Linked DNA regions of Homo sapiens: regions 2, 3, 4, 5, 6 and 7 are each linked to region 1. A link is a loop called in an ENCODE intact Hi-C map of the cell type or tissue named here. Cell type or tissue: CD4-positive, alpha-beta T cell. All regions are shown on one strand.

What was found. A loop is a pair of places that touch in the nucleus more often than their neighbours do. Peaks named below come from ENCODE experiments on the same cell type or tissue, not always from the same donor. Only the 100,000 strongest peaks of a DNase experiment are listed, where the experiment ranks them.
Region 2: it touches region 1 in a loop (4-fold over the local background); 7 of 110 quality-filtered maps call a loop at or near these places.
Region 3: it touches region 1 in a loop (7-fold over the local background); 8 of 110 quality-filtered maps call a loop at or near these places.
Region 4: it touches region 1 in a loop (6-fold over the local background); 5 of 110 quality-filtered maps call a loop at or near these places.
Region 5: it touches region 1 in a loop (2.1-fold over the local background); 3 of 110 quality-filtered maps call a loop at or near these places.
Region 6: it touches region 1 in a loop (3-fold over the local background); 8 of 110 quality-filtered maps call a loop at or near these places.
Region 7: a loop joins it to region 1, with 9 times the contacts of the local background. A loop is called at or near these places in 8 of 110 quality-filtered maps.

Annotation. Positions count from the first base shown.
Region 1 is chr12:91,875,276-91,879,275 of GRCh38, forward strand. LINC02404 (long intergenic non-protein coding RNA 2404) reads left to right here and starts at 28. Exons shown (of 3, transcript XR_945201.2): 1 at 28-129; 2 at 2,118-2,214. In CD4-positive, alpha-beta T cell, no CTCF peak of the experiment used is centred here; DNase peaks (open chromatin) are centred at 1,936 and 2,776; H3K4me3 peaks cover 977 bases; H3K27ac peaks cover 3,105 bases.
Region 2 is chr12:92,402,363-92,406,362 of GRCh38, forward strand. No RefSeq gene overlaps it. Among named protein-coding and RNA genes, the nearest start is that of CLLU1, 17 kb to the right of the region's middle. RefSeq lists cis regulatory regions at 1,316-1,849, 2,480-2,929 and an enhancer at 1,638-1,887. In CD4-positive, alpha-beta T cell, no CTCF peak of the experiment used is centred here; DNase peaks (open chromatin) are centred at 1,659 and 3,831; H3K4me3 peaks cover 1,734 bases; H3K27ac peaks cover 3,453 bases.
Region 3 is chr12:92,591,908-92,595,907 of GRCh38, forward strand. All of the region lies in intron 1 of LOC105369905 (a long non-coding RNA gene), which reads left to right. Among named protein-coding and RNA genes, the nearest start is that of PLEKHG7, 110 kb to the right of the region's middle. RefSeq lists enhancers at 1,353-2,552, 1,792-1,891. In CD4-positive, alpha-beta T cell, no CTCF peak of the experiment used is centred here; a DNase peak (open chromatin) is centred at 2,124; H3K27ac peaks cover 2,848 bases.
Region 4 is chr12:91,685,749-91,689,748 of GRCh38, forward strand. No RefSeq gene overlaps it. Among named protein-coding and RNA genes, the nearest start is that of LINC02404, 190 kb to the right of the region's middle. In CD4-positive, alpha-beta T cell, no CTCF peak of the experiment used is centred here; a DNase peak (open chromatin) is centred at 1,793.
Region 5 is chr12:91,776,787-91,780,786 of GRCh38, forward strand. No RefSeq gene overlaps it. Among named protein-coding and RNA genes, the nearest start is that of LINC02404, 97 kb to the right of the region's middle. RefSeq lists an enhancer at 1,538-2,737. In CD4-positive, alpha-beta T cell, no CTCF peak of the experiment used is centred here; a DNase peak (open chromatin) is centred at 2,365; H3K4me3 peaks cover 895 bases; H3K27ac peaks cover 1,447 bases.
Region 6 is chr12:91,809,714-91,813,713 of GRCh38, forward strand. No RefSeq gene overlaps it. Among named protein-coding and RNA genes, the nearest start is that of LINC02404, 64 kb to the right of the region's middle. In CD4-positive, alpha-beta T cell, CTCF peaks have their summits at 2,178 (motif pointing right) and 2,377; a DNase peak (open chromatin) is centred at 2,178.
Region 7 is chr12:91,976,601-91,980,600 of GRCh38, forward strand. No RefSeq gene overlaps it. Among named protein-coding and RNA genes, the nearest start is that of LINC02404, 100 kb to the left of the region's middle. In CD4-positive, alpha-beta T cell, no CTCF peak of the experiment used is centred here; a DNase peak (open chromatin) is centred at 1,641; H3K27ac peaks cover 1,434 bases.

The sequences.
Region 1 (4,000 bases):
CTACATCTTTCTCCCATGCTGGATGCTTCCTGCCCTCAAACACTGGACTCCAGGTTCTTGTTTTGGGACTTGGACTGGCTCTCCTTGCTCCTCAGCTTACAGATGCCTATTGTAGGACCTTGTGATAGTGTGAGTTAATACTTAATAAACTCCCCTTTATCTATCTATCTCTCTCTCTCTCTCTCGTTAGTTCTGTCCCTCTAGAAAACCCTAACTAATACAGTGTTGTTTTGAGCTACCAAGTTTGTGATCACTCATTATGCAGCAGTCAAAAATGAATATGCCCCTTCTCTCCCTATTTCTCTCAATGTTCCAGTCACTCTGAACTTTTCTTAGTTTCCTAATTAAAACATTCCTTCCATAAATTTTGTTCTGCAAGAACTACTCACTTTGCCTGTAATGTCCTTATTATCTTTTCTGCCATTTGATTATTTTTTAACTTTTATTTTAGGTTCAGGAGTACATGTGCAGGTTTGTTATATAGGTAAACTTGTGTCACAGGAGTTTGTTTTGCAGATTATTTTCTCACCCAGATACTAAGCCTAGTATGCAATAGTTATTTTCTCTGCTCTTCTCCCACCTCTCACCCTCAACCCGCAAGTAGGCCTCAGTGTCTGTTGTTTCCTTCTTTGTACGTCCATGAGTTCTCATCATTTAGCTCCTACTTATAAGTGAAACATATGGTATTTGATTTTCTGTTCCTGCATTAGTTTGCTAAGGATAATGGCCTCCAGCTCCATTCATGTTCCTGCAAAAGACATGATCTCATTCGTTTTTATGGCTGCATAGTATTCAATGGTGTATATGTATCACATTTTCTTTATCCAATCTGTCACTGATGGGCATTTAGGCTGATCCCATGCCTTTGCTATTGTCAATAGTGCTGCAATGAACATTCACGTGCATGGGTCTTCAAGGCAGAATGATTTATATTCCTCTGGATATATAGCCAGTAATGGGATTACTGGGTCAAATGGTAGTTCTGTTTTTAGCTCTTTGAGGAATCACCATGCTAATTTTTTCAATGGTTGAAGTAATTTACACTCCCATTAACTGCCTGTTGAGTATTACCCATCCTTCAGAACCCAGATCAACTCTTCCTCTCCTGGAAGACTTGACCAATTGCCCCAGGCAAAGTTTATTCCTCCCTGCTCTAGATTTCCACCATACCCTGTTCTTTCTCTCCCTTCCTTCCTCTCTCTATTTCTCTTAATAGCATATAAATGAGTTGAAAGCAGAAACTCATAATATTCATGCTCAAGTCACTTTGAACTAGGATATAATTATGCTTACAACATAGTAGCCACTCAGTAAATAGCTACTGGGTTAATACACATACTGTTTTTCATTAGAATGCTTCTGGAATTTATTTAAGTTAACAAATATTTATTTTTCAGAGCCTCTGAAAGCTGTAATGGACAATAAGAAGATGAGTAGGGCATGTTTCCTATCTCAAATAAGTGGAATAGGATTTGCACAGAAAAAATAACTGCAAGGCAAAATACGACCTGTGTCACATAAGAAACAGAATCTGGTCTGTTGGGGGCTTCTCAGAGACAAAGAGATGATGGTCCACAGGATGGAGCATCTCTCTGACACTTCCAGTGTGTATTTTAGGGAGGAACACCTTTCCATCATTATTGGGGAGGTTGGAACAAAGAAGGGGAAAAACAATGGCAGTTCTTATCTTTCAGGTAGCTGTATGGTGAGCATTCCTCTCCCAGCAATCTGTTGTTCTTTGTGAGCAGACTGGAGTGTGACAGCTGTGAAAACGATCAAAGGCAGGTCCCAGACAGGAGAGGGCTGATGACAATGCCAGTTTCCCTCTAAGACCCTGTGGACAGCAGGGCCATGAGGGATGCTGTGACACAGAGTCTTGCTTGATGCAGTGTGTGGTGTTACTCACAGGAGTGGGTTCAGCCACTCTTGGTGTGAAACCCAAGGAAAATGTCTCTGCCGCAGCTGATGTCAACATGTACAGCATGTGACCAGCTTGCATTGTAAGTCAGACACCCACATCCTGTTGCTTTACCCTCTCACCAGTTCTCCCTTTAAGTGATTTATCAAAGAGGATATGCCTTATTTTTTTCATATAGACGTCTGTTATTTTTCAGCAGAAAGGAGATGTGTGTATGAGTTCTGCAGAAGTCCACCAAATGTGGGCCAGGGTTATTTCCCTGGTGATGCTCTGAAGCTTTTGCCAAAGGACAAATGGTAATTTGACACATTTAATCATTTGTGTGTTAATTCAACATCACTTAAACACTTCCTTCTTTAAAGAAATCTCATCCATTTAGTTTGCACCATTCAAATAAACTTGCAGAAAATTACGTAGAGTGTTTGCGGTATTAAAGTCCACTTATACTTTAAGCCAATTAGACATTTCGATCTGGCTGTTTCTCTGAGCTTACAAAATGCTGTGGATATAAAGGTGTGGTTATGTTTGATTTGGTTTTATGTTTTTGAACTTTGCCCATTTAATTAACCAGGCTAAAATAATAATCAGATTATTAGATCAATGTAAGTGCTTATAGGAGTTCTTTATTTTGCATTGGATATTTTTAGCTCTGCATGGGAGGAGAGGAAAGAAAAAGAAATCAAGATTTACTGAAAATAAACTAAGATGTTGGAGAAACTTACTCTACTTTTTTCTAGTTCGGAATATCCCTTCAATTCACATAGCTCTGAATCGTTTATGGAATAAATTTGATAGCACCCTAGTTACCTGGGGTAAGAATCACAGAGAAACCCCTCCCTTAGCAGCCACCTCACTGTGGGACTTTCCAACACTTTGCCCAGTCCCTAATGTACTCATTGTAATGATGATGACACATGTCTTGACAATATGTCTCCATGCTCAGAAGTAGAACATCTCCCATGTTTCTGATTGTATTTCAAGCTTTACTAGAGCTGTCTGCCCACCACAGTCTGATGTCTTTAAACTTGGCCTAATTTTTTTCAAACTTTAGTTTGGCCAGTCATACCAATTTTCCAGGGTAAAGAGATAATATTGCCTTCTAGAGTTGGAGGTAGATATTAGAGACCATGTTATCTTCCACTATCAATTTCCAACATGATGGTCTCCATTAAAGTTAGTAGATGCTTACAAGGCTACCACTGGTTTTCACATTAAATGTGATGTGAAACATAGTTTGTAAAAATACGCTCATGACTTCTAAGTTATCAAGGAGCTCTTACAAAGGGTTCTACTTTTCACCTCTTTACATTAACTGGTTTTATTTTTTCTTAATTGGCTTCTGCAATGAACCATGGGTTGGCCAAACTGAATTCCAAAAGTCTGAAAGGTCATTTATGATGGAAAACAGGATAAATAAAAGAGATATTATAAAAAACAGATAATCCTTAACTTTTGCAAGTTAATCTCTAAAAAAACTGCTGACACATTCTCATCCACTACATATTAAAATTTCTTTTGGAAGTATGTATATAAACTGATGAATGAAGAGACATTATTTTTTCTCCAGTGGGAGTACTTGTTTGTTTGCCAAGAGTTCAGGTTTAGAAACAGTCTTATTTTTGCTTGTAAAGCTGAGTTTGTTTTATTGCATTCTGTCCCTATTAATTTATTAAATTAATGAAAATGAACAAATAAAAGTAATAATATGAGTTGTAAACCTTGTAAATTTAATATGATTGAAATAAATAAAATCATTATAATAAAATGTTATAGGATAGTTATTGTACTAGGTCAGGTCAACCATTCAACTATTAAAGAAAATTAAAGAAAAGCATAAAATCATAGAGGTAGATCACCAAAGATTATTCTAATAGCAGAGAATTAATTAGGAATGTTATAAATTTATTTTAGTCTGTGAAAATGGAATGTCCTTTATGTGATTTTTATACTTTAGATTGTTGTGCATATATTCAGGTGCATATAATGTAAAAAGAGGGTATTAACTGTGGGCATTTAGAAGATGAACTTTGAAATCAGATGGAACTGGGTTGAAATCCCAGCTCCTCTATTACCTAATGCAAG
Region 2 (4,000 bases), 530 kb after region 1:
TTTCAGGAAGAGATGGCACTTGGGTGTATTGCTGCGGTGGGAAATTAGAAGGGTCTTGCTGTCCTCTGTCTAGCAACACCTGAGATTGGGTGCCTGAGAGGGAGGGAGGACTAACAGATCCAGTTTTTGATTTCTTAAAAGGTGGTATCATTGTTATCCCTCTCCCTTCTATTCTCCTCCTTATTTTTCCACTACCTCTTTTTCTTCTCCTCACCTCTCCCCCTCCTTCTTCTTCATGTTCTTGTTTTTCTTCTTCTTCCTCCTTCTCTTCCTCTTCTTCTTTTTCCCCTTCCTCTTCTTCAAATTTGATTTAAAGGTAGAATTGATTCCTTTCAACTGAAATACGTGGCTTATTTACAGCTATTAATGATATAATAAACCCAGAAAATAATTAATGATTGCTTGCAAATTGAATTGGATTATACTAAACTGTTGGTTCCTCTGCAATACAGTAGCTTTACTTGGTCTTTATGAGCAAACTGTCATATGCTAGGCTTTCTTCACAGTTTGAAGATCTCTTTTGGTATAATTTAAATTCAGTTTATGAACTCTGGGCACCACCTCCTACAAAGCAAAGGAGAATGTATCCTTGGTTGTTTTTAACTTAAGGCAAGTTCATATGGGAATTACAGAGATGAAATATGACTACCAAAGTCCTCTCAGTGACAGGGGACATGAAAGCAGCAGTTAACCATACAGGAGAGGCTTGGCAGAAGTTAGGGGAGGAGTTTTCACATTTCCTTATATTAAATTTTGTGCCAGAACCAACCATTTAGGTGACCTAGAAGTGTGCAACTAAAAATTGATACTTGTTTTTTTGTCATAAAACAATATACCCCACTGCAACAAATTCAAACAATATACTCTATTATTATTTCTTTATTTATTTCTTCTGCTGACATAAATTGTTTGGGGGCAAGCTGAGAGAGTTTTCTTCAACAGAATTTTAGTCAAAACTACATTACACCTGCTACCAAGCAAAGCACTCTCAGGCTGCAGTTTCCCTAGCTGTCATGGATAGAAACAAGGTTATCACAGTGGAAACTATGCCCTTATTCAAGAGTAATTCACTTTATAGCAGCCAAGTCTCTAACTGCAGTCCAAGGATAAAGAAATCAAGAGCAGTGATCAGATGACATCCAAGGCTTGAAGCAGCTTAAAGATCTTCCAGCAAAGTCAGACTTTCTTGGGTGACTTCTCTCAAAGTCTTGGGGATTAGCTTCCAATGTGTTTCTATGAAAGGGAAATGTTGAGAAATAAAATAAAGTGGTGAAAGGTTAGGATTAAAGAGGATTTTGTTCAATGTTGAGCCCTGTGAAAATATCACATGTTCAGATGAATTTGAAAAAGTCCAGTAGACTCTTAGATAAAAAAGAAGTATGTGTAGATAGAGGTGGCTGGTCAAATGGAAGCATTAATACTGCTGAGATAGATGGTGACTGATTAAATGGAAGCAGCCACACATCCATTCATTTCTCTGAAAATTAGCAGCTGTTGGCTGATAGACACCTTTCCTTCACATGCTCTTGCTGAAGTGATAAGAAGTGAAAAGAGCTTGAGGCAGGACTATTTTGAGTTCCAGGCGATCTGTGTTGCTATGAGATCTGAGATTAGTGGTTAAGTTGGTGCCGGATGTCATCCAGCAGCTGATCATGAAACCTCTAAAAGTTAAGTTCATTTCTCAGAAATCATCTGAGCATGTGGGCTGTTCAAGAAGGTGATTGAATTGCTGTTTCTTGGGATTTCCCCACCCTCAGTCCAAGTGAACTAAAGGGATTAATGGCCTTGATCCTGTAAGCATTTTTTTTACGCACCATGTTAAAATGTAACATGTTCTGTCCTTTTGTTCGAGGAGCCACTAATTCAATTGTTGCCCAAAACTTTATGCTGATTACTTTGTAATTATACCAAAATACCATTTTAGCTTCTTATTAACCACTGAGTTAAAAGACATTTATAGAAGCATGAGATGTCAAAGTCAGGTGAATTAGTGAAAAGTAGGCACAAAAAGTTATGGGATTCATGTAGCCTGAAATTTACATCTGTGTAAACCTTTGGCAGTTTGGCAGCTAAGTCTGCAGCCTCTGAGGGTGGTAAATGGCAGGAACTATGCCCATGTGTGAATGGTAATTTGCATTCTATAGTTAGGAGTGCCTATTTAACTGCCCCTGGCACTATGTAATTTTCTGTGCCTCAGCTTACTCTTCAGTAACATGTGGTAGTTAGTAATATAGTACCTATGCCACAGCATGTTCCTCACATGTAGTATGTGCTCAATTAATATTAACTATTAGTATTGCTACTATCGTTGTTGCTATTACTACAGAAAAGGCCCATGCATCCATCTCAAATGACTCATACCAAAGACTGACTTTAGTAAAGAAGACCAGGAAGGTTAAGGATTAGCCTTCAGAGTCAGGCTTTCATAGTCACAAAGATAGTGATTGGGGGAGTAGTGATAATGGAGGAGCTATTAAGAAGGAACACCATTCTTGATCTGAAGAGACAGTACTTAGAACAAGTATTTCAAAAAAAGAATGCTACCGTTTCCTAGGTTGGTACACTGAGGCTTCTGGGGCTGGAATCTGCTTATTTATGAGATAGATTATGAGAATCATAGGTTTGTAAGGAGCCTTCAGGGTCACCTAGTTCAGCCACTGCTAGGTGAGTTTTCTTCAATAAGAATTTTAAACCTGCCTAAAGTGTTATCTGTGGTATCCACCCGCTTCTTCTGCCTTATCTTTGGTCTCCTTTCTTGTCCTTCTCAACCCCACACAATGTGTCAGCACACACAGTGAAACTCCCTGTCCAAAAGGAGAAAAGGCTAAAGGAATTCACATTGAAACAGTTGTGCTAGGCTTCATCCCAAGAATGTGTGCTGGTGTATGTGTGTGTGTGTGTTTTTAATAACTTTTCAAAAATAGAAAAAAATTTCCTAAATATCAGCTTAGTAATTTTCCCTGACACTAGTCATTTATAATGCCAGGGAAAAGACATTTACACTAACAAATGAGTCTTGATCACTCTCCTTGTGTTCTAGGAAACTGTATTAGCCACGGTTAAGTAGTAGGAGGGCTTTGAGAATGCAGTAACTTCCATTTAGATTGAAAATACAAGATCAAATAGAATATACTAAAAGTGTATAGGCATAAGTATAACAACCTTCTCTTGGGAATATAAAACCTTATAGCAATGCAAGAAATTTGGCTTAACAATTACATTTATATAAAATTTTAAAACTTTTTGTAGAAAGTAAGATTGATATATAGTAACTGGGTGAAGTGGTGAGTGAAAAAGCTAATGTGATCCTAGTGTGTCCGGAATGGGTGGGTTCTTGGTCTCACTGACTTCAAGAATGAAGCTGCGGACCCTCACGGTGAGTGTTACAGTTCTTAAAGGCAGCGTGTCCGGAGTTTGTTCCTTCTGGTGTTCCGATGTGTTCGGAGTATCTTCCTTCTGGTGGGTTCGTGGTCTCGCCAGCTCAGGAGTGAAGCTGGGGACCTTCGCGGTGAGTGTTACAGCTCTTAAGGCAGCGCGTCTGGAGTTGTTCGTTCCTCCCAGTGGGTTCGTGGTCTCGCTGGCTTCAAGAGTGAAGCTGCAGACCTTCGCGGTGAGTGTTACAGCTCATAAAGGCAGTGTGGACCCAAAGAGTGAGCAGCAGCAAGATTTATTGCAAAGAGCAAAAGAACAAAGCTTCCACAGTGTGGAAGGGGACCAGAGCGGGTTGCCACTGCTGGCTCCCGCAGCCTGCTTTTATTCTCTTATCTGCCCCCACCCACATCCTGCTGATTGGTAGAGCCAAGTGGTCTGTTTTGACAGGGCGCGATTGGTACCTTTACAATCCCTGAGTTAGTCACAAAGGTTCTCCACATCCCCACCAGATTAGCTAAATACAGAGTGTCCACGCAAAGGTTCTCCAAGGCCCCACCAGAGTAGCTAGATACAGAGTGTGGATTGGTGCATTCACAAACCCTGAGCTAGACACAGGGTACTGATTGGT
Region 3 (4,000 bases), 720 kb after region 1:
CAGTTCAACATGAGATTTGGTGGGGACAAAGAGTCAAACCATATCAATGGCTTTTGGTGAGATAAAAATTGAAAATCAAATTTTACCTCTCTCTTATGCTTTTTAATATCCACATATGTACTTTATACTGTACAAAAGTTATTAGTACAAGCATGCACGTATATAAATTACACATAAACAGAGCCTGGCACGGTGGCTCATGCCTGTAATCCCAGCACTTTGGGAGGTCGAGGAGGGCGGATCACTTGAGGTCAGGAGTTTAAGACCAGCCTGGCCAACATGGCGAAACCCCGTGTCTACCAAAAATACAAAAATTAGCCAGGTGTGGTGGTGTGCACCTGTAATTCCAGCTACTCAGAAGGCTAAAGCAGGAGAACACTTGAACCAGGGAGGCGGAGGTTGCAGTGAGCTGAGATCCTGCCACTGCACTCCAGCCTGGGTGACAGAGTGAGACTCTGCCTCAAAAAAAAGAAACAAAAAACTTACACATAAAGAGATATGAATATATGAGTGGGACATGCTCCAACATGATGGGGCATGTTACTGAAAGCTTGGAGGGCATTCCCTACGCTGATGCTGTGTGTTAGCCTTGCCTTTGGGTTATGCCACACCTCTGCTGTCTTGGTCAGCTTACACCACTATCACAGAGTACCAGCGGCTGGGCAGCTTAAACAACAAACACCTAATTCTCAGAGTTCCAGAGACTGGAAAGGTCAAGATCAAGATACCAGTACATTTGGTGTCTTGCGAGGGCCTGTTTCCTGGTCCGTAGATGGCTGTCTTCTTGCTGTGTCCTCAGCAGGTGGAAAAAGAGCTAGCTAGCTTTCTGGGGTCCCTTTTATAAGAACACCAATTCCATTCATAGGGGCTCCACTCTTATGACCTAAATACCTCTCAGAGGCCCTACCTCCCAATATCATCACATTGGGGGTTAGGATTTCAACATGTGAATATTCAGTCCATAGCACCTGCAGAAGGATCTACCTTTAACAGTTCTCTGTTGTCAAATGAATATGGTGTGAGCTACTTACAGGCACATAAGGTACTTTCTAACCTGGCCCCAGCCCTGGTAAGAAACAGACTGGCATAGGTAGTTTGAAGAGAGATTAATAGAAGGACTACAAAGATGTAGGTGGACTCTAGAGAAACTACGAGGGATAGTAATGTGGAAAGATGGGAGGAGGTGCCTGCCCCCCGACCGCAGGCCTAAAGTGGTGGAAAGGAGGAAAGAGAGAGGCTGTGTGGAGAGGGCCCTTGCTGAGACCTTCAGGGAAGGAATGCAGCCAGCTCAAGGCCACCCTGACCCCTCTCCTCTCACCCTTACCTGCGCCCTATTTACTGAATCCAACACAGAGGGAAGATATTGAGGTGGCCCACACAAGCAGCTTTCCATGACACAGAATTGAATAGAGAAGGGTAGTGGACCTGGAGAAACCAACGGAAGATATTCAAACCAATCTCTTTCCAAATTTCTCATTCATTCATTCATTCACTGATACTTTTATTTCTTCATTCAACAACTTCGATTGAGTGCTGTGTCAGGAACTGACTAGGATACTAGAGATACACCAGGAACAAGACAGTTGGTGTCCTGACCCTGATGTCTCATGCTACCTTCCAGAGAAGCAGGTAAAAAACATGGTGAGAGGTAAAATAATTACAGGTCACAATACATTCCTAGTGATAGATGCTGTGATGGGGAATAACAGGGGACTTGCATCAGGGAAAGTGGCCATGGATGATCTTCCTGAGGAGGTAAGACCTGAGGATAGAGAAGGGATTGGCCATGAAAATAGGTTGGGAAGAATATTCTACAAATAAGAAGCAGAATGTGCAGCAGCCCTGAAGTAGAACTCTGCTGTGGTGATCCAGGCACAAAAAGGAACAAGTGTGGCCAGGGTTGGGAAGTAAGAGATGGGCTCGGGACGGTGGGCAGGGACCGCCCCCTGCCAGGCTCCACCAGCTACAGTAAGGAGCTTGGGCAATGACACGTCCTTGAACCAGGGCATTTTGTAAACATCCTTCTGAACTGCTCACCCTGCCAAATATTGTGGCTTTCATGTGTCATGCCTCTGTGCCTTTGCGCATGTAGTGCCCCTGCCTAGAAACTCACCCCCTCTCTTCTACCAGACAGTTACTCATCCTGTGTGACCCAGTTTATATGTCATTTCCTGTGCGAAGCCTTTCTTGGTCTCCTCAGTCTGTCTCAGTCACTTCCTCTTCTGTGCTCCCTTAGCACTTTGTACATGTCTCCCTGCTTTGTCACTATTTGTTTACTGATCATCCCTCTCTCAGGACAGTGAACTCTTTGAAGGCAAAAGCTATTTTACGCTTCTTTGCATCCCTACCCTACTCCACCTCACACCCCCAAGCCCTTGAAGAACTGATACCATGTTCATCTTTGCATCCTCACCCTACTCTTCCCCCAACCCCTAGTTCACCTGGCCCAGGGTGTGCCACGTTAGTAACATCCAAGAATGCATGCTGCATGAATAAAGTTGCAGAAAATAGACCTCCCACTAATTCTGACCTTCAATAGCAATAATACCTGCCCAGAAGAGGCTACCAGTGAATTGTGATGTTTTAAAGCTTCCTGAGCATATAAGACAGCTGCTGGAATCCACTTAAGCAATTAGAAGTTAGATGTTCAACTAGAGTTTACAGGATGCCTTTAATCTATAAAGGATAATAATAGGTAACATTTATTAAATGCTTACTGTATACCAGTCTATTCTAGCAGCTGCACTAGAATGTATTCATTTAATCTTCAGAACAAAACTCTGAGCTGTTTACTCATACTAACCTACTTTACAGATGAGGAAACTGAGGTACAGTGGGGTTAACTGATTCAATGAGGACCACACAGCCAGTAACAGGCAGGACAGGGATTGAGACCCAGGTAGTCCAGCTCCAGAACCCAAACTCTTTTTGCGTGTGTGGATAATTTTTTTTTCTTTTGTTTTTTTGTTTGTTTGTTGTTGTTCCTGTTTTGTTTTGTTTTTGTTTTTTTGAGATGGAGTTTCACTCTTTTTGCTCAGGCTGGAGTGCAGTGGCACAATCTCGGCTCACTGCAACCTCCGCCTCCCGGGTTCAAGCAATTCTCCTCCTCAGCCTCCTGAGTAGCTGGGACTACAGGTGGACACCACCATGCCTAGCTAAGTTTTTGTATTTTTAGTAGAGACAGGGTTTCACCATATTGGCCAGGATGGTCTCTATCTCCTGACCTCGTGATCTGCCTGCCTCGGCCTCCCAAAATGCTGGGATTACAGGCGTGAGCCACCACGCCCAGCCACTTTTTTTTTTAATTTATTTTTTAACTTTTAGTTTCAGGGTTACATGTGCAGGTTTGCTCTATAAATACACTGCATGTCAAGGGAGTTTGGTGTACATATTATTTCATCACCCAGGTAATTACCATACTACCCAATAGGTAGTTTTTTGATTCTCACCCTCCTACCCTCCACCCTCTAGTAAGCCCCAGTGTCTATTGTTCCCTTCTCTGTGTCCATGCATATTCAATGTTCAGCTCCCAGTTATAAGTAACAACATGCGGTGTTTGGCTTCCTGTTCCTGCATTAGTTCACTTAAGACAGTGGCCTCCAGCTCCATCCATGTTGCTGCCATCTCTAACAGACTCCCTTCAAAGATAGAAAAATAGCAATAATAATTTCCTGTTTGTGGATGAAGCTAATACTATAAAAGTTCGTCTTCCTCATCATTATCATTTACAGTCACATCATCTCTCCAAAAGAGATGGATTTGTGTAGACTCGTTGTCATTCTCAGTACCATATGTGCACAATGGCTGCTCATATTTAGTGGAGGGTCTTCATTGTCTGCCCTACCCCATCAAGGAAATAGAAAAATCTCTGTCTGTCTCTCATGGGTATTTTGCCCTGGAGGACACTCAATGCATATTTCTTCAATTAAACCAACCCAACTAAGGAATGTACCTTAAGTGAGAGAGACTTAGTTCACACCTTGAACCAGCTGATTCATGG
Region 4 (4,000 bases), 190 kb before region 1:
CTTTTAGGTAAGACTATTGAGCTTCCTGTGAGGTTCACTTCAATTTAGCCATAGATAATGCATATTTATTGGGTGCATGGTAATCTAAATAATCCTTTACATATGTAGAAAAGTTACTAATCACAAATGACTTTCCAGCACTAAAAAACAGATAGGTAGGTGAAATTCTTCCCAACCTATAGGGTCCCATTTAAAGAGGTTAAGTGAGTTATCAGAGAGCTATCAGTGCTGCAGGTATAATTTGAATCTAAGTCTTTTATATTTTTCTACTAAACCTTATTTCTCTCTCTCTTCTCTCTCTCTCTCTGTGTGTGTGTGTGTGCGTGTGTATATGTGTTTCCTTTTATGTATTCATCATCACTTTACATGAGTCAGAGGGCATGGGACATTGTTGTTTGGTCTCCTTAGCAATCTTTTCAAATGCTTTCAAGGTAGATCCTGTCTCTGACATGAAAACTAAATCTACAAACGCTCCACATGGTGATTTCTATTGCTAATGTGCCTTTTAGACTAACTAAATGCCCAACCAAAGCAAATATGTGAGTCCATTTCATCTCATCTCAGCAGTATCTTTAACTTTACAATATTAATCTATGTATAACTCCTCTATATAATTATATTAATGTTTTAATTAAATAAGAAATTATCAAAAGGCTTTACTGGAACTCTGATGAAATATATAAAGAGCTATTGATCCAAATCCAATTTAATATAGAAGAAAGAAGAAAGAAGCAACATAGGATAACTAATGGATAGTTGCAATTTGAATAAATTGAATTGTTTTAAAGATGGGGAAGCATTATTGAGAATTAATGGCAAAATCAAATTATAGAAAAATTTAAAATATGTATGTTAGATCACTTAAATCCATCCATAATGAGCAGATTTTAATTAAGCACTTACTATGCATACACCAAGTAATAAGTTAAGCACTTTCTATCTCCAAGCCTGGCTACAGAATTGCAGGGAAAATGGGAACAGAGGGAGTATACTAGACAACACAGAAGGCAGAGGAGAGGAGCCAGTGTTACGGAGCCATGTGCTGTTTGACTCAAAACATATGCCTCCCCTCACCTCTAACCAGGCAAGCATAGGAGACAGAGTCCCTGGAGTAAACTGAAATGCAACAATCTGAGAGGTAAGAAAAAAAGTTAAAACAAGAGAAAACAGTATTTTGGATTATAGTAGTCTCCAATTATCCACAGGGTAATGTTCCAAGACCCCCAGTGGATACCAAACCCAATATATTCTATGTACTATTTTTTTTCTATACATACATACCTAGGATAAATTTTAACTTATGAGTTAGGCACAATAAGATATTAACAGTAACTAATAACATAGAACAATTATAACAATATAATGTAATAAAGGTTATATGAATGTGGTTTGTCTGTCTCTCTCTCTCAAATACCTTATTCTACTGTACTTACCCTTCTTCTTGTTGTGATTTGTCAATCTGATAATGAGATGGCTCCTGAGTGAGTGTCTGGCCAGTAGTGTACACAGGGTAGATACATAGGACAAAGGAATGATTCTTGTCCAGAGGTGGGATGGAGCAGGAGGGAGAATGACAGTGCAGGAATGCAATATAAAACATGACTTATTTCTGGAATTTACAATTTAATATTTTAGGGTGACAGTTGACCTCAGATAACTAAAATCATGGAAAGCAAAACAATACATAAGGCAGAGACTACTGTAGAAGGAAGAAGAGAGATAATGAGTAATGTTGACTGCCACCGAGATCAAAGGATGGTGGTTGAATTTGCCAGTTGGAAAGTCGTCATTGTTTTAATGAGAACCTTTTCTAGTAGTGCAGTGTGGCTAGAAGCTGGTTTGCAGTAGGTGGAGAACAAACAGGGAATGAGGAAGTGGACTGTGGTATGGTTTCCTTTACAAAAAAATTTTTTAACAGTGAGAGAGAACATTTGTGAGGGTTTCTGCTTATTATGACCTTTTATCTTTTCATACCATAGGGAAAATGTTATCTGTTGAGAGTAAGGATCATGGAGGTGGGACAGGCAAGCCAGATAATGATTGGGAACCAGAGAGGAGATATGAGCTATGCATTGGGGGTGAGTTAGATGTACATCAAGATGACAAGAGAATTGCTCTGTGTTCATTCCTTAAAAACAAGATTTGCGGTTGCAAAGTGTGCCTATGCTGCAATGTATTTTAATGTGCTCTCTAGTACACACTTTCTAGAGGCAGGAGATTCATTGTTCTATGTGCCACATAGATTCCTGTTCCATTAAAGCTATTTTATCTCCAGTATTAAAGCAAATAGTCTGAGATGCACAATTCCCAGAGACGAAGAGCACACTTTGACAGACACATGTAAGCTTGTGTAGCAGAGGGCAGTGCCTACTCTATATTATCAAAAGTATATGTCCACACTGGTCTCTCCAGAAGGAGGAAAGAACTTTTCAATGCAAATTGATGAGGTTACAGACACTTCTTTTAAATGACAGGAAGAATCCATTTAAAACAATTTTATTAAACCTGTTTGATCTCAGAACCCTCCCAGAGCAAATGCATTGATTCATTCATACCAATTACCAGGTCCTAACGTGGGTAACTGTGATGCATTCCACATCCCATGAATTGTCTTTAATCTGACCTTGGAAATGCACCAAAGTGCAACAATGACTCAAAATGGAAAAAAATTGTCTTCAAGTTGCACAGCAGACCAAAGTATGACCTGGGAAATGCCATGTTAGCACAAGCCCATTCTTTTAGATACTAACCTGGGCTAGAATTGCATATTGTGAATTTTCTTACCATTTTTAAAAATGATCTCCATGCCATGTAAACGCAACCTTATTTTATGAATAAATACTTTTCTATTTGAGTATTTCATGCCATCACTGTGGGCTACAAACCTCTGTCAATCAGGGCATCGTACCAGATAATCTGCCTTTCCCACTCCCTCTTGTAAAACTGTCTTGAATTACGTAAAGTTGCAATTCTCCTCTGTCCACAAGATAATGATCTGGCACACATGGCGGAAGGATCAATGTCAAACAGAAGGGGAAGATAGTTTTGTAGCTATCACTTTCAGTTGCCATGTGATTCCATTTGCAGAAATCAATCTCCTCCTCCTTGACAACTCTGAGTATGCTATCACTGCAGCTCCAGTTCATCGGACAACCAAGTGCTCCCTTTAACTCAGGAGAACATTTTCTATCAGAGCCAAATGGAAATGCAATATTTTTTTGCAGCAGTGGAGAGAGAAGGAGAAAAAATAAGAATTCTATTGTATGTATGACAATGGAGTGTGTTCGAGTGTGTATGTGTAGGTGCCATATGTGACTAGAGTGGCTACTCCTGTGTATGAATATAGCTACAAAGTTGATGCCATCAACCATTACGCACTTAGAAACCAAAGATACCCGCAGCTGGGTCACAGCCTATTGTGGAAATATTCACAAACATACCCACGTGGATAACGGATGTAAGTCAACTTTTGACTCACTGTGCTAGTTCGAGGGGCAGAAATAATCTAATACCTATCACTTATGCTTGGATTTATAGTAAAGTTTTAATATTTTCAAAAGAAAAGCCTGGTGATCTAAAAATGTGTAATACTGCAAACAAAATAATGACCCCACATGCAAGCATTCTAACTACTGAATTTGGCAGGAGCTGATACACAAAGAATAGGCTCCAATCAAAACTTGGAGGATCACAGCATTCCCACTACCGGGTATTTATCCAAAGGAAAGAAAATCAGCACATCAAAGAGATACCTGGTCTGCTCCCCCATGTTCATTACAGCCCCATTCACAATAGCCCAGATATGGAATCAATGTAAGTGTACATCCACAGGTGAATGGATTTTAAAAATGGTGTACATATACAATATAATACTATTCAGCCATAAAAAAGAATGAAATCCTGTCTTTCAAGGCAAGATGGATGAACCTGAAGAACATTATGTTAAGTGAAATAAGTCAGGCACAGAAAGATGGACACAACATGTTCTCACTCAAATGTG
Region 5 (4,000 bases), 98 kb before region 1:
TTTTCATTGTTTTGAGCTCTTGATTTTGTTTTTACCTAAAACTGCTTGTTTTAGTTGAATCATGCTCTGTTTTCCTTTGGTCGTTCAGCAGTGATGTTTTCTGCACACAGGTCTTCAAATAGCTATGAAGAACTTGGTTGTGTGTTTGACTATCTTTTTTCAATTAAATTTCCTCAAGAACACAGTCTTTCATACATGTCCTGCTCAGGGAATAAACTTGAAGTTCTGCAGCCTTTTTTTTTTTTTTTTTTGAGACAGGGTCTTACTCTTTTCCCCAGGGTGGAGTGCAGTGGCGTGATCTTGGCTCACTGCAGCCTCAAACTCCTGGGCTCAAGCAATCCTCCCATCTCAGCCTCCCAAGTAGCTGGGACTACAGTCATGTGCTGCCATGCCTGGCTAATTTTTTTTTTTTTTTTTTGTAGAGATGGAGGGGTCTCACTCTGCTGTGTAGGCTGGTCCCAAACTCCTGGGCTCAGGTGATCCTCCCACCTCAGCCCTCTAGTAGCTGGGACTGCTTGTGGGAGCCACCATGCCCAGCTAATTTTTGTATTTTTTGTAGAGATAGGGTTTCATCATGTTGCCCAGATTGGTCTTGAACTCCTGGGTTCAAACAATCCTCCCACCTCTGCCTCCCAAAGTGCTGGGATTACAGGTGTGAGTCACCATGCCCAGCCGAGTTCTATAACCTTGAGGACTGTAAATACCTATAATATTTGGCCTTCATCACACAATGGTGTATTTTAAAGAATGAAACATTTAGGGTCTCTGCATAGCTTCACAGCGATGACCTACACCAGGGTTTCTCAAAGTAATGTCCAGTAGTTCCCCTTATCCAGTAGCCTTGATTTTACTTTCCAAGACTTCAGTTACCTGTAATTAATCACGGTCCAAAAATATTAAATGGAAAATCCAGGAGTAAACAAGTCGTATGTTTTAAATTGCGTGCCATTCTAAGGAGCTGATAAAATCTCCCAACGTCCCCACTCCAACTTGCTCAGGACATGAATCATCCCTTGTCCAGGTATCCATCTTGTACTCACCACATGCCTATTAGTCACTAGTCACTGTCTTGGTGATCAGATTGACTGTTGAAGTATCTCAGTGCTTATGTTCAAGTAACTCTTATTTTACTTTTATTACAATAGATCAATTTTATTACTAGTTAATGCTGTTGATCTCTCACTGTGCCTAATTTATAAATTCAATTTTATCGTAGATAGGTAGGAAAAAAGTAGTATATATAGAATTTGGTACTATTCAAGGTTTCAGGCATCCGCTGGAGGTCTTGAAACATACCTTCTAAGGACAGGGGGAATAATGTATATGCAAATCACACGGGAATATTTTAAAATGTACTTTGTGAATAGGGAGAACTGGGGTGCAGCCCTACATACTGCATTTATAATCAGTTCCCACTTAATGCTGATGTTATTGTTTCAAAAAACACCTTTTGAGTAGCAAAAGCCCAGATGACAATTTCTTATTTGCATTAGCCTATTTCCTCCTCAGTTGAATTTCAATTTGATTTCTCAAAGGGCAAAAGGGGAAGAACTTATACACATATGTTTCATAGTTTAAAACCTAAGTCTGGTCACATTTTTACTCAATGATATTAAGTATAGATTTCAAGTTTGCATACAGTAGCATTTACTATAAAATAGGAGAATGTTACTTTTTAGGAATAATCTAAGGACAGGTGTAGATGTTATTTTTTAATGAGGTTCAAATTTAGCACTGTAATGAACCTCACTGAAAAAGTAAAGCAGGAAATGGCAGATTTGTTTTGATAGAAACCAAGAATTTTAAGTGTGTGTTGGCTTTACACTGTCTTTGAAACTGTGCTATGAAAACACAGGATCCAGGAAATGAGCCCAGCCAAGTGATTCCACTCTCTAAAGATGTCAAAGTCGGTTCTCTGCAATATCCAAATGTTCCTCTTTTGGAAGTGAAATGAGGAAAGGCCTATATAATTTCTAGCTGAGTAAACGAAGAGTGCTTTATTCTCTTATAAATCAGTTACAGTCCCTTAAATAAAAGCATGCTTCCTCCTGAAAGCAGCTGAAAGTTTCATCTCTTTAGAAGAGGCTTTGTTTTCTCTGAAAATGGGCAGGGGGACTAATTAAATTAATTTTTCTTTGTTCCTTTAAGAAAAATAAACTTAAAGAAACGGAGTATCTGGGTGTGTATGTGGAAGAAAGTGACTAGCTCTGATGACCAGGCACGTCACAGTTTCTTGTTTTGACTCAAGAATGATAAAACAGTAATGGCTTTGACCCATTGCCCTGCTGATGTGCTGATATGAGTTTGCCATTGGTCACTGGAAGATCAAGGTCTGCCTTTCTGCTGACCAAGCATTCTCCTAACTATTAGTCACTGTCTTCACTTAGAGCTCTCTTTCATGACTCAGTGCAGCTCTCACATTTGGGCTGGGCAAAACGGAAGTTCTTACTTAATTCAACCTGCTGCAATAAAAATTGAAACAAACACGTCGCATTCTCCTTTTTCTTAAAAATTTTGGTAACATCACTGTGACTAGAGCAGTTAGAGAAACTCTAAAGCAGAAAATAAGAAAATCATTGCTTAATGTGGGATTTCGATGTGGCAGAGTGAGAGTTTTTACGGCTATACTGACACAGAAGCATTTGCCTTTGAAAATGGGTAAACTGAGCTTAACATTTTCATGAGGCAAATTAGATGTAATATCTCAATATCTCATAATTTTCCTCTCAGAGAACATCTGTTTTCTGAAGGAAAGCTGGCAAACCGTGTTGCAATTAGAAGCTGAGACCATTTATAGTGAAGTGAACCTCAGATTACTGAGGTTGACACTCTAAAGCAGGGATTCTTTACCTAGGAATCATGCCTATATTATTACACTCTGAAATCATGTAGGACACTGGTGTAATTTACTAGGAGAGGGGACATTAATTTTCATCTTTGTCCAATGGTTCTGTGATTCTCCAAATAGGTGAATAACCATTTCACTAGTGTCTATCAGCATTTAAAACATTCATGACTTTGAGCTAAATATCCTGTTTCCAGGGATTAATCCTACACAAATATTTATCCTGGTGAACAAGATATTTTAAAATATTATGGCATGTTTATATTATGGAAAACTCTAGTAAGATTAAAAATAATAAAGCTCACTTGGGAAACTGTCTAAGATGTATTAACTTAAGAGTAATTTGTTCATCAGATAATCAATTAAGCATCAACAATGTCAGGCACTGTGTTTGCTACTAGGAATAAAAGTAAACAAATACTGACCTTTTTTATTTTTATGATACTTGAAGTCTACAAGAGATCAATATGTATTTATAATATGTAAATAAAAATATGGGTTAGTGATTGCTTGCAGGTGTTTATTTACATATACTTATCAAAACTCTGGAAGCATATATATCAAGAAGTAAGATTTTAAAATCTGAGACTTGAAAAGGAGATGAGGAGAGATTTTTAGTTTTTTCTTCTATTTTGTTTGATTTTATTAAATACAATATATTACTTTTGTAATACCTCAATGCTTATTTTAACCATTTATTAAAACTCTGGGCTGAGGTAGGGAAATGTACAACATTAAACTGAGTGTTGGCTCTGGTTGTTGCAGTCTTCACAGTAAAAAAACAACACATAAGTTTTGGGTTTTTTTTTTTTTTAATGAGTTTTTGACTGATCTTAAACAACCGGCTAAATTACGTTTTGTATTTAAGATAATTTTGTCCACTAGATCACTATTCTGTTCTTGTACACACAAACCCTCTGGTCTTCAAGAATGTGGCTGACATATCAGATAGTTTATGAATCCACAGTGTCATTTGGTGTGCAAAACACTGACCTTAACCCTTAAAGAATAATCAATTATTGGGGTTAAATCTGCAAGTGTTTTATTTAGTATCTAACCACCAACTATATGCCCTTGAAGAACTTTTCTGGTATTATTTTTTTACTCTCCAAAAGCTCAGGCCTTGATACTTGAGTATTATTTATGTCATATTTT
Region 6 (4,000 bases), 66 kb before region 1:
CAATCTGTCCATCTGAGAAAGGTCTAATATCCAGTGTCTATAAGGAACACTTAAATTAACAAGCAGTAAACAAACAACCCCATTAAAAAGTGGGCAAAGGACATGAACAGACATTTCTCAAAAGAAAACATACATGCAGTCAACAAACATGAAAAAAGCTCAACATTACTAATTATTAAAGAAATGCAAATCAAAACCACAGTGAGATACCATCTCACACCAGTCAGATGACTATTATTTAAAAGTCAAAAACAACAGATGGTAGCGAGGTTGTGGAGAGAAAGGAACACTTTGACACTGTTGGTGGGAGTGTAAATTAGTTCAACCATTGTGGAAGACAATGTGACTATTCCTCAAGACATATGGGCAGAAATACCATTTGACCCAGCAATCCCATTACTGGTTATATACCCAAAGGAATATAAATCTATTATAAAGACACATGCACACAGATATTCATTGCAGCACTATTCACAATAGCAAAGACATGGAATCAACCTAAATGCCCATAAATGATAGACTGGATTTAAAAAAATGTGGTATGTATACACCATGGAACACTATGCAGCCATAAACAGGAACAAGATCATGTCGTTTTCAGGGACATAGTTGGAGCTGGATGCCATTATCCTTAACAAACTAAAGCAGGAACAAAAAATAAAATACTGCATGTTCTCACTTGTAAGTGGGAGCTGAATGATGAAAACACATGGACACATGGAGGGTAACACACTCTGGGGCCTGTCAGAGGGTAGTGGGTGGGAGGATGGAGAGCATCCAGAAGAATAGCAAATGGATGCTGGGCTTAATACCTTGGTGATGGGATAATCTATGCAGCAAACTACCATGGCACATGTTTACCTTGTAACAAACCTGCACATCCTGCACACGTACCCCTGAACTTAAAAGTTGAAAAAAAATCTTAAAAAAGTAGAAACTCTTTTGTGCCTTGCTGTTTCACTACCCTGGGACTAAAGAAAGTGAAACTGTAGGCTTCTGTGATCCGACTTGCCTCTAGGACAGTGGTTCTTGACCTGAGCACCATAACAGTCCAACTTGGAGATGTGCAGAAAGTAAAACCATACAGCTGAGTAGGGGAGAGCCCAAGCTAAGAAGGCAAACCCCAATTTTATCTCGTAATGGCTGTTTTCCTTTGAGCAAATTTCCTGGGCTTTGGGTGAAAAATGAAAATAATAACAATGCTTCTCTCATAGCACTATTGTAACAATTAAATGAGATCATAAACACAAAGCACCTAACTCAGCCAATATAACTCCCACTGTTAATTTGTACTCAAAATCAGTAAAGAACCCAGGTTGCAAATATGTGTGTGTGCACTCATATATAATTGATTTATTTTAGACACATTATCCCTATGGCAGCATGACTGTTACTTTTCTGCTATGGTCCAAATAACTACTTCATAATTCATTTATTTTGTCAACTTTAATTTTTTTCAAAGTGGACCACTTTTCTCTAAGCTTGTCATCTACAAATTATGGGTGCTTTTAAGACAGATTACACATGTTTTTTTCTATTCTTAGCTCCTCTTGTCATCTGCACTCCAATGTGTAGTAGAATAGATTGTCTATTGTAGGCTTTCTGTAAAATATTTTCAAATGAATAAATAGCTACAAATTTAAATTTTGAAAAAAATGTAATGAAAATTTTTTATCAAAAGATAAAATGTGTTCATTTGTCTCCAAATATTTTAAGTTGAGCATACCTTAACTGAAATATCTATGTCACATTTTCCTTCTTAGGGAGCAATTGATGAGAGAGTTTCTATTTCATAAAATTGTTTAACAGTCAGGAGGATGCTGAAGGACTGACAGCTCACTTATTATGATTTCCTATTTTTTAAAATAGGAAACTAAAATCCAAATTGACCTAGAGAGTTGGCTTACCAAAGACTCAAGTCATGTTCATCAGGTTTCTGTACCAGGCTGCATTTAATCAAAATCTCTTGCTAGCTACAGAGCTACAGCCAAGATCATGGTTAATCTAACAGCTTCTAATGGATTTAAGAGTATTTGTGTTTATTGAGAAAGAAGTACATTAGCATTCACTCCATCATACCCTCTCAAAATCTCTTCCCCTCCTTTCAAAAGTACACACACACACACACACACACTTTTTACACGCTCAGCTAAGAGCCGCTTGTAAAATCCATCTGGCCACCAGGGGGCCACCAAGAGAATGAAAAACCAGAACAAACTCCTGCCTAAGAGATCCCCCTTATTTTGTCAAGAAAACAATTGTGTGGATTACTAGAATATAAAAAATATTGTCTTCCAGAAACTGGAATCTTTGTTTAAATGACAGCACTATAGCTGCTTAATGTCATTCTGCCGGTAAAATATAGTGTAGCCCACGAATTTAGATTCAATACATTTTCATTCACTAACTGAATTCAAATCGTCATTTTCTTTCAACAGTAACTGGATATTCTACAATTTTAAGAAATTACTATTCATTTTTATTAGATAAATTGTACTGGGGATAGTTTTTTTAAAGTTCTTAGCTTTTAGAAATATATTTTAACTATTTATTTATTCATAGGTTTGTGGCCTAGGAGCAATAAGCTATACCATATAGTCTAGGTGTGTAGTAGATAGACCATGTAGGTTTGTGTAAGTACAATCTGTGTTGTTCACCCAATGATGAAATCACCTAACAACACATTTCTCGGAACATATCCTTGTCATTAACATATCACCTTATGACTGCATTATAAGAATTTGGGGACATTAAAAATTATATAGAAATGAATGTATGTACACATAGCTACACTTATTTCCCCCAAGGTAGAATATTGTCGTGTTGGACCACTGCTGAAATAAGTGCTTTACATGCAAACTACAGGCAGATTCCTTCTTTCCTCCAAGTGCATCTGTGCCTTAAGGACTTCGAGTAGTGACTGTCAAACAGTATCCTGCCTCAGGGGATATCTGGCAATGTTTGGCAACATATTTGGTTGCTACAACTTGGAAGGAGGGTGCTGTTGGCATCTAGTGGGTAGAGGCCAGGGGTACTGCTAAACAATGTGCAGCACAACCTCCAAACACAGAATTATCCTGCTCAAATTATCAGTAGTACCAAGGTTGAGGAAGCCTGTCTTAGAGTCACATTATCTTAGATCTGGAAGGAGCCTTAGTTCCATACAATACCTTCATACTTGAGATCAGAAGGCAAGAAAGGTTTCTTTTTTTTTTTTCTCAATAAGTATAGAGTCCAACATTTCTGATACTGAATTAGGCCTGAGTCCCTGAAAATCCTGTTAAAAATAGCTCAAGGTAAATGTGTTTTCGTCAGATTTATATTTTGTGGTATATAGTGCTCTCAACTGAGAAGATTCCAAACTCAAAGATACCAGTGTGGTTAATTTTGGCCTCTCCCTTGTACAAAGTAAGTGCTCAGGAAAGTTGTTGAATCAAATCCAGGTAGTACTCACTACAATAAGAAACTTGATTTTTTTCCTCCAACAATTTGGATCAAAATTCATTGTCCGAATTTGATATGTTGAAAGAGATTGTTTTGGGGGGAAGATTTATGAATGTTCATGGTCATCTTTAAACATGGGAAATCAATTTAAAGATCCATTTTCAGCACTTTTAAGTTGTCTTCTCCCAGTATCATTCAAATCACATGGAGTCTCCATAGAGTTATAGAGTGGGATGGAGATAGCAAGGCTAACCTACATTAGGTAATGTTAAAGAAATAAACATATCTAAACATACCAACATGATAACATAACAAGGACATATAATTTCAATATATTAGTGATTTATATAGGCACTTCAAATGGTCTTGAAATAGAAAATCAAGCCCAAAACATCCCCAGTAGATGTATGGATCTGAGCATAGAAGTTCTAACAACTATCCACATCACAAAAACAGAGGTGACCGGCCATTACATGCCCCTTGTTGGAGGAACACATCACTTCCTTTGTATTTCTCCCCATCTCCCCAAAAAGAACTGGAACATTATCAAGCTATG
Region 7 (4,000 bases), 100 kb after region 1:
CACTTTGGGAAGCCAAGGTGGGTGGATCACCTGAGGTCAGGAGTTCGAGACTAGCCTGGCCAACATGGTGAAACCCCATCTCTACTAAAAATATAAAAATTAGCCAGTTGTGGTGGCAGGCACCTGTAATCCCAGATACTTAGGAGGCTGAGGCAGGGAAATCACTTGAACCTGGGAGGCAGAGGTTGCAGTGAGCCGAGATTACACCACTGCACTCCAGCCTGGGCCACAGAATGAGACTCTGTCTCAAAACAACAACAAAAACAACAACAACAACAACTTTTCTTTTAGAATCAGGGGTACATGTGTCAGTTGTTAGAAAGGTATATTGCATGATGCTGAGGTTTGGAGTACAAATGAATCTCCATCACCCAGGTAGGGAGCATAGTGCCCAAAGAGTAGTTTTTCAACCCTTGGACCCCTCCTCTACTTCCCTTCTAGTAATCTCCATTGTCTATTGTTATTATCTTTATGTTCATGCGTATTCAGTTTTTAACTCTCACTTGTAAGTGAGAACATGTGATATTTGATTTTCTGTTTCTGTATTAGTTTTCTCATGATAATGGCCTCCAGCTGTATCCATGTTGCTGCAAAGGACATGATTTTGTTCTTTTTTATGGCTGCATAGTATTCCGTGGTGAATATGTAGCACATTTTCTTTATTCAATCCAGAGTTGATGGACTACTGGGTTGATTCCATGTCTTTGATATTGTGAATAGTGCTGCAATGAACATACAAGTGCATCTGTCTTTTTGGTAGAACAATTTATTTTCCTTTGTATTATCCTGATTGTCAAGAGGTATAGTAACTTACCTGAGTTCATGTGGCTAGTAAATAGCAGAGCCAAGATCTGAGAGCAGGCCATCTAGAAAATGTTTTTACTGTGACATTTGGCACAGGCATCTCTCTCAGTGAATAGACTGTGTCGGATGTGTTGTTTGATTAATGTCTGTGCTAGAAGCAGAACCCAAGGACATGGGTATTGGTTGCAGTCACAACTTCAATGGAAGAGAAAAGCTACTCTGGAAAAACAGTGAGATAAATTTAAATATGAATATTTGGGGGTTAATCCAGGATGGAGGAGATGAGAAGAGAGAGTGAAGGGAGATGTGGGGCAATTTAACTGAGGGAGTGCTGTGGGCTGTGTGATGTGTTTCTCCCTGTGACATGCCTTCCCGCAAATGTCTTCAGTAAAATCTGGCCGGGCGCGGTGGCTCACGCCTGTAATCCCAGCACTTTGGGAGGCCGAGGCGGGTGGATCATGAGGTCAGGAGATCGAGACCATCCTGGCTAACAAGGTGAAACCCCGTCTCTACTAAAAATACAAAAAATTAGCCGGGCGCGGTGGCAGGCGCCTGTAGTCCCAGCTACTCGGGAGGCTGAGGCAGGAGAATGGCGTGAACCCGGGAAGCGGAGCTTGCAGTGAGCCGAGATTGCGCCACTGCAGTCCGCAGTCCGGCCTGGGCGACAGAGCGAGACTCCGTCTCAAAAAAAAAAAAAAAAAAAATCTACCCAACGTGGGAAAAGTTAGACATTGTATTTATTTGTTAGGGCTGCCATAGCAAAGTACCACAAACTGAATGGCTTCAACAACAAAAATGTATTGCCACAGTTCTGGAGGTTAAAAGTTCAAGATCAAAGTGTTGGCAGGGTGGGGTCTTTCTGAGGGTGGTGAAGGAAGGATGTGTTTCATGCCTGTCTTTTAGCATCTGATGGCTTCCCTGCAATCTTTGATATTCCTTGCTGTATAAACACATCACTGATCTCTGCTTCATCTTCCCGTGGCGTTCTCCCTGTGTCTGTGTTCATATTTCCTCTTTGTATAAAGGCAACAGTCATACTGGTTTAGAGGCCCACATTAACCCAGTATGACCTCATCTTAACTATTTATATCTGCAACAACTCTATTTCCAAATAGGGTCACATTCTGAGATACTAGGGGTTAGGACCTCACCATATAAATTTTTGTGGCACATAATCTAATTCATAATCAATGTAGATTAGATTTCTTGTGCAAATGTGTGAAAGGATTGGGTTCTACATCTGAGTGAATGTGGTGACAAACAGAGACAACTTATCTACCATGAGATGAGGACAGTAAGATTATGAGTCCTGGGAGATAGGTAGAGGGGTCTACAGCTCTCTCAAGTTGAAAAATTGGAATTAGAGGCAAGCCTACATGTGTCTCAAGCAGTGACAGACTGCTATGATTTGAATGTTTGTCCCCTCCAAAACTCGTGTTGGAAACTTAATCCCCAATGCAACAGTGTTGGGAGGTAGGGCATAATGGAAGTTGTTTATGTCATGAGGGCTCTGCCCTAGTGAATAAATTCATTCTGCAATAAAAATGGCTTTCAGGAGTGGGTTCATCCGCTTCTGCTCTTCTGCCGTGCAAAGAACAGCATTCCTCCCCCATCCACACACACATACACACACGCACACACAGGCAGACGCACACACATATGTGCACACACACACGCACGCGCACACGCACACACACAGGATGCAGCATTCAAAGCGTCATCATGGTGGCTGGGTGTAGTGGCTCACGCCTGTAATCCCAGCACTTTGGGAGGCTGAGGCATGTGGATCACTTGAGCTCAGGAGTTCGAGACCAGCCTGGCCAACATGGTGAAACCCCGTCTCTACAAAAAAATAACAAATAGTAGCCAGACATGGTGGCATCTGTGTGTTGTCCCAGTTACTCAGGAGGCTGAGGCAGGAGAGTCACTTGAGCCTGGGAGGTGAAGACTGCAGTAAGCCCAGATCACACCACTGCACTCCAGCCTGGGTGACAGAGTGAGACCCTGTCTCAAAAAAAAAAAAAAAAAAAAAAAAAAAAAAAAATTACTATCATGGAAATGAAGACTGAACCCTTATCAGACATCCAACCTGCTGGCACCCTAATCATTTTAGACTTGCCAGCCTCCAGAAGTATGAGAAATAAATGTCTGTTCTTTATAAATTACCCAACCTCCAATATTCTTTTAAAATAGCACAAAACAAACTGAGATAAAGACCTAGCTAAAATCTGGATGATAATGGCTTAAAATGAAGTAAATTCAAGGGTCACTATCAATTGCCTCTCCAATATGAACTTAAGACCTTATAGAACCAACTCTATCCTTTTAACCTCCCCAAAAGATCATCTACTCTTGTAAATCTTCAGGTCCATTAAAAGGAATTACTTCTCCTATTTCTTTTACATGCTTTGATATGTCTAATACACAAGGAAATAGCTTACTGGAGATTGATTATTAGATTACTAGATTTCTGTAAGGGAGGTCATAGTACCTAGACCACTTGTGAAAATATACAATTTTTTATGATGCAGCACTGCTATGGCAAGACAAATACAGATAATTTTTCTTGATATCTGACTTAAAGAAAGGCTGAGAGTACAAGTAAAATAGTGCTATATAGTATAAAATTTTCTACTCAAATTACCTGAGCTAAATCCACCTCTGGCATTTACTAGCTGTGTGACTTTGAGCAATTTATTTGATGTTTCTGTGACTCGGTTCCCTTGTCTGTTAAATGGGGATAATAATAATAATAGACCCCATCTCAATGGGCTCTTATGAGAATTAAAGGACTTAAGGGAGTAAGACACTTAGAATGCTGGCTCTCATGTAGTAAGCTCTTGATCAATGGCAGCTATTATAGTATTGTCAAAATAGCAACTGTCTTTCACACGACCAAAATGTTTTGCCACTGGCGCAGTTATAAGATAGGCTCAAAATAAGCACAACTCTTAAAATTAAGTAGAACAGAGGAAATGTTCTGCTTGCAGACTTATTTTGACTGTTGGATGAAATTTAAATCACTGGTCAGGGGCCAGACAATATTCACCAAATACTTAGGCCATTTTACATATTTCAGATAAAAATTGCCCAAGCCCAGTCTCTATATCATCAGCCAAGGCAACTGCATACTTATAAATAAAACTTCTTGGCTCAAGCCTCTGATGATAATAATTTAATTATATGTTTAGTCCAT